2 separate regions of the Mus musculus genome follow, and region 1 is linked to region 2. The links are chromatin contacts, found by POLR2A ChIA-PET in ENCODE. All regions are on one chromosome and are shown on one strand. Each heading gives the region's core, a stretch centred on a gene start or an enhancer-like site at or near the end of the contact. The rest is flanking DNA. Distances are from core to core; before and after follow the strand shown. Region 1 holds the start of Lamb2 (laminin, beta 2). Region 2 holds the start of Rhoa (ras homolog family member A).

Region 1 (2,799 bases), core at 164-2,663, 170 kb after region 2:
GCCAGCCTGGTCTACAAAGTGAGTTCCAGGACAGCCAGGGCTATACAAAGAAACCCTGTCTCGAAATAAATAAATAAATAAATAAATAAATAACCCTGTCTCTAAATAAATAAATAAATAAATATGACTCTATGATGTCCCTCATTGGCCGTCTAACCTTGAGACTAGAACTATCATGTAACTCCCTCTAATGCCCTTAGCCCCATCCTGCCCCTTTATCGAGTGATCTAAAATTCTGACCTATCACCTCTAGCATACCAGAGCTTCCCTAGATTGCTCACAGGACTCCTCTAGGTGACAGGAGAGTCTACTCTAGTGACAGGGAAAATCAGCGGATTGACTGCCCCGCCCCCATCCTCCTTTGTGAGGCGGAAAGTTTCCTCTGAACTTTCAGCTTTCCCACAGGCGCCTGCAGCTTCCAGTAATCTTTGCTTGATCTCCAGCAGTCTGTTCATAGCGGTGGCACTCAAAGCAAGCCGTACGGACCTGAACCCACCCTCTTCCCGCCTGAAGTCCCAGGGGTCTGGGTGGGGCGCGCGCCTAGTGGGTGCGCGCATTCCAACCCTCCGCTCCCGGGCTGCCAGGCGACTGGAAAGTCCGGCGTGGATAAATAGTCACAAGATTCGGATTCACTTGTTGCTGGTGGTCCAGAGTCTGTCACCCAGAACCCATCCTCTGGGTAACTGAGTAGCCACAGCCCATTTTAATCAGGAAACAGGCAACCTTTCTCGCAACCCATTTGCTGGAGTGCTTATGGACGGTCGAGTTCCTCGGAGTTCTGTTTCAGGCAGTAGTGCGTGGCCTTTCCAGTATCTCCGAGAGCTCAGTCCTAGTCTATCCTTTGGGGCGTCCTAAACCTTTCCACAGGTACAATAGAATTCTAGCTTGCACCTTTCCCATCCATCTCCCGACTGATGCTGTAACCCTGGGAGCCCCGCGGCTGATTTGTGGTTTCCATAGTGACACCAGGACAAAGGCCATAAGCTCCTTCCATCTGCCTTCCTGATACACAAAGATCACAAACCTCTCGATTTACCTCTGCCACCCGCCAACTCCACGAGCCCTCTTCCTGTCCCCTGAATGCCATGCTTGCCAGCAACCCCTGGTTCACATCGGGACTTAAGGGATCCGATGAAGATATGTGGACCAGGATGCTCTGTCTTTGAGCAGCCTACTCTAATTTCTTTTTGGATGCTCCCTTTTAGTTCCTCGAACTAAGCTGCTTCTTTGCTAAGTACACATCTGCTAAATAAACTTCAGCTTAAAAAGAAAGTGGATGAAGTAACCAAAGTCTGGTTCTTAGGATGAGGGTTGTCTGCAGCGGGCAGGGGTATGGTAGGGGGTGGGGTGCTATCCTCAGTTATAATCCTATTTTAGATCCACTCCGTGTTTTACTTCCTTCCCTTGCTTTCCAACTTTACTCAAAGTCGTCAGAGTCTCTCAGATTGTGGAGGAGTGACTGCTAGGTCCGACCCTGGACAGATTGAGGGCCTGGAGGGACACCAGCCCAGTACCCACACGGTCGGGTCAGCATCAGCCCCAAGGGAGGTGGTGGGCTTTCGTCTGTGGACTCTTTATCTCTCTTTATCTCTATTTTACTTTTCTTCAGGATGGAGTGGGCCTCAGGAGAACCAGGGAGGGGCAGGCAGGGACAGCCTTTGCCATGGGAACTTCGCTTGGGCCTACTTCTAAGTGGTGAGGGGGCCTGGTGAGGCCTAAGGTTGTGGGATGTGATGGTAGGTCCAGGGGTGGCAGGCTGTTCCCAGGGGCCCAAGGGATGGGGCTAGTCACCAGGAGTCCTGCTGAGCTGATTGACCCACTGTCCTCAGTGCTGGCTGCCACATTGGCCCAGGCCCCGTCCTTGGATGTACCTGGCTGTTCTCGAGGAAGCTGCTATCCAGCCACCGGTGACCTGTTGGTGGGCCGTGCGGACAGACTGACGGCCTCATCCACGTGTGGCTTGCATAGCCCTCAACCCTACTGTATTGTCAGTCACCTGCAGGTGCTTCTGGGGCCCCAGAGGAGAGGGCTGGGTCAGGGTGGGGTCGGCCCCAGCTAAGGTACCTATCCTACACTCCACCCAATCCAGGACGAAAAGAAGTGTTTCCTGTGTGACTCCCGACGTCCCTTCTCTGCTCGAGACAACCCAAATAGTCATCGGATCCAGAATGTAGTCACCAGCTTTGCGCCACAACGCCGGACAGCCTGGTGGCAATCGGAGAACGGTGAGCCCCTGAGTAGGTCATCAGGATGACTAGGGCTTGTAACCAGTAACCGCAGAACCTTGACCCCCTATTCCTGCTGCAGGGGTTCCAATGGTCACCATCCAACTGGACCTGGAAGCTGAGTTTCATTTCACCCACCTCATTATGACGTTCAAGGTGCCTGCGCGTCAGCGAACCCGCCTGATTTTGCTTTGCTTCTCAGTACCCCCTAACAGAGTCCTAGCTCTACAACGAAGCTTCCCTGAGCTCCTGTGTTGTGCTCTATGTGTGAAGCATGGTCACGTCCTGCATGGCTTCCATAGTTGAACACCTCTGCACATGCTCTCTTGTGCCCCATTCCTAGGCTAAGTCAGATACAGTCTCTCTGGGTCTCGTGGTATTTTAACCTGCCTGTCAGAGGTGGCTGTCCTCCCTGGTCTGATCATGGTCTGGCTTTCCTAGTCTTTCCCATGTGTCTGAGATGCTCAGCAGTGATCATGACTAAGCAGAGCTCTCCGTAACCTAGGCTGGACTGAAGTCCTGGTTCCTGCTAGTCAGACATGTCCTCCTTCCCCATCCAGACGTTCCGGCCTGC
Region 2 (2,824 bases), core at 176-2,675:
CTGGCTGTCCTGGAACACACTCTGTAGACCAGGCTAGCCTCGAACTCAGAAATCCACCTGCCTCTGCCTCCCAAGTGCTCAGATTAAAGGTGTGCGCCACCACTGCCTGGCAGAGTCTGAGTTGTCCTTGTTTTCTGGTGTACTGTGACCTCTGCCGTGTGGTAGAAGCTCAGAGATTAGCTGAATGAAATGTCCTGATAAGTAAGCTGTTGTTTTTAGAGATTAGGAGGTTGACTTGATGAGGTCGTATGCTAAGAATAGAGACTGTTAGGCTGGGGGTTATAGCTCCAGTGGTACAGTACTTGCCTAGAATAGATGTTCTTGCCTTCCTAAAGAAAGACTTCCCAACCAAGGGATTTGTTTTCAATAGACCTGGCACATCACCTTTCTGAAATTAAGGTAACACCACCATCCATCCCCACTGAACATGCTGATGAGAGGCTCTAAAGCCACTGGGAACCCCCAACTGGAATCCTGAGCTCTACCATTAGCCTTGAAGGATTCTTGCACAGCCACTAAGCTGGTGCACTCACATGCTGAGAGTTCTCTGCCTGTCAAGCATGGGGTTGGGATAGACAGAGATTTACTCACCATGAAGAGAAATGTGTGGAGCCATCAGGTGTGGATCCATTCTGGCCACCCAGACCTGGAGGCAGGAACACACCCATAGCTGCAGGAGGCTGAGGGTGGGGATCTGAGCAGGCAATAGCCCAGGTCAGGTCAGGGGCCACTGGTATAGTTTAATAGAGATTGAGGCTGGGATACTAGGGACTAGTGGTATTGTCCAGGAAGGGTTTTGAGAAACAGTTAACAACGTGATGATGGGCATGAGGGGCTTGTGGTGTAAAATGGTACGGGGTTGTAAGTCTGGGTACAGTGAGGCTCCTGGAGGACCAGTGGTAGTCTATGTGGACACAGGAGAACCCAATGGTACAGTATGGTGGTGGTAGGGACAGCCGGGCCAAGGAGGTTCGTAGGGAGCCTCACCTGGACGGTGATACAACCCGGTCACTGTGTTCCCGTAGAACCCCCAGGCCAGCTGGATGCCCAGGAGACTTAACACCAACCACAGCAGGAGCAGCTTGAAGAGAGTCACTCGCATGTCTTGTGTCTCCCACTCCCGCAGAAAGTCGCTGCCCAGGGTGCCCAGCGCTCCGAGCACCGTGGCGGGCAAAGCTTGCAGAAACTGCCCGGCCCAAGGCTCCGCCATGACTGGCCAGCGCCCCACCGGGAGTACTGTCACCGTAGTTCTTACTGCGCAAGCGTATGGTCTTCCGGGGTTAGGCCTGTCAGTGCGCACGCGTAATACAAGGCAAGGAAGATCTACTTCGCTTGCGCGAAGTGTTGGCAGTTTGGGGAGGGGTTTTTAAAACCGCGCAGGCGCACCCAGCCCCACCCTGCTTGCTTAAAGGATGAGTGATTCGGTGAGGATAAAATAGCAACTCGCTCTTTTATAGCCCCGGTGTTCCCGTCATGCTCCACGCGTCTGCCATGATTGGTTAAGCGTCTAGCTCTCAGGGCGTGGATGCGTTCTTGAGCAATCGTGGCTGAACTGAGAGTGTGCGCGCGTGCGCGGGGCCGCGACTGGCGCCAGCTCGAGCCCGCAGGGCGCTCGGGGCCGCGCACGTCGCTCCCCGCCCTCCCGCCACCGCCCGCCCTCGTTCGCTCGCGCTCCCCGCCCGCCGCCCGCGGTCCTCCGTCGGTTCTCTCCATAGCCCGCCGTCTCCCACGGAGCTGCCCGTCCTTGGCTCGGAGCTCGCGGACTCGCGGACAAGCGTCCTCAGCGCGAAGAGGCCGGACTCGGAGTCCTCGCCTTGAGGTGAGCAGGAGCATTTCCCTCCAGCCGCCTCGGCTCCGGGCCCGGCTGGTCGGCTGATCGGCAAGCACTTTTCCGGCCTCCGGCCCGTCGCCTGCCCGCGGTCGCGCCCCACCTGCTGCTCTCGGCCCGCAGCCCCTCGCCCCGGCCCCTGACCTGGGGCCCCGCGCCCGAGGCGGCGGCCCCGCCCGCGCAGTCCCCGGAAGCGCGCCCCGCCGCCTCCAGTCCCCCTTCCCCCGCCCGGCCGGGCCTGGTGGAGCCCTAGCCGCCCGCCCTCCTCGTCGCTTCCTCTCAGGGTTGCGCCGGGCTGGGCGGGGGCTCCCGGCCGGTCCGCGACCGCGCTGGGGTAGCCTGCCACTGCGAAGCGCGTGTGGCTGTCGGGAGTTGGACTAGGCAAGAAACTCTTTTACAACTCCATTTTGCCTTTTGCATTGAACGTGGATTATTAATCCCGTTCTATACCGGGTGAAGACAGTGAGGGTTTGGGTGGATTTTCTGTTTTGAGTGCCGTATTATTGGAGATTGTGTAAGTAAAAGATTGTTTTGAAATCTTAGCGGTTATGACTCTATGGGGGAAGGTATTTTCCAGTCGAAAAAACACATAATAATTTGGCGAGGTTGCATCAAAATAGATGCATTTCTGCTTAAAGTTATTACTTCAATTAAGAATCACTGATGGGTTCCCCTTTTCAGGTCGGTTTCGTAAAATTGCATTTTTTGCAGGCAAGTTGATTTAAAAAAAAAAAAGTTCATGTTTAGTAGCTGATAGTGGAAAATTTGACACCATTTTTTTTCTTTTTTGCCCCAGAATTGGTTCTACTTGTATTTTCTAATAGTCATCACTAAATTTTGACCTATTAGTTATTTATTTGGTTTTGTCTTCTGGTATATTTTGAAATAAGTGCTTTTTGCATGTTATATATAACATTATATATGTATAATATGTAGTACACGTATAATGTACATCCCCCATGCCAGTCTGAAAGGGGAAAACTTATATTTTAGGAT

Evidence for each region. ChIA-PET counts read pairs that join two places held with the same protein, here RNA polymerase II (POLR2A).
Region 1: POLR2A ChIA-PET joins it to region 2 with 10 read pairs in Patski. The contact joins the promoter of Lamb2 here to the promoter of Rhoa in region 2. POLR2A ChIA-PET finds 5 or more read pairs at or near these places in 2 of 5 experiments (Patski and embryonic stem cell).

Annotation. Positions count from the first base shown.
Region 1 is chr9:108,478,449-108,481,247 of GRCm38, forward strand. Lamb2 (laminin, beta 2) reads left to right here and starts at 1,414. Exons shown (of 33, transcript NM_008483.3): 1 at 1,414-1,526; 2 at 1,610-1,695; 3 at 1,830-2,002; 4 at 2,090-2,225; 5 at 2,308-2,381; 6 at 2,786-2,799. The coding sequence starts at 1,611.
Region 2 is chr9:108,304,735-108,307,558 of GRCm38, forward strand. It overlaps Rhoa (ras homolog family member A), which reads left to right and starts at 1,426. Exons shown (of 6, transcript NM_016802.5): 1 at 1,426-1,819. It overlaps Tcta (T cell leukemia translocation altered gene), which reads right to left and starts at 1,425. Exons shown (of 3, transcript NM_001311156.1): 1 at 988-1,425; 2 at 592-646. The coding sequence starts at 1,210.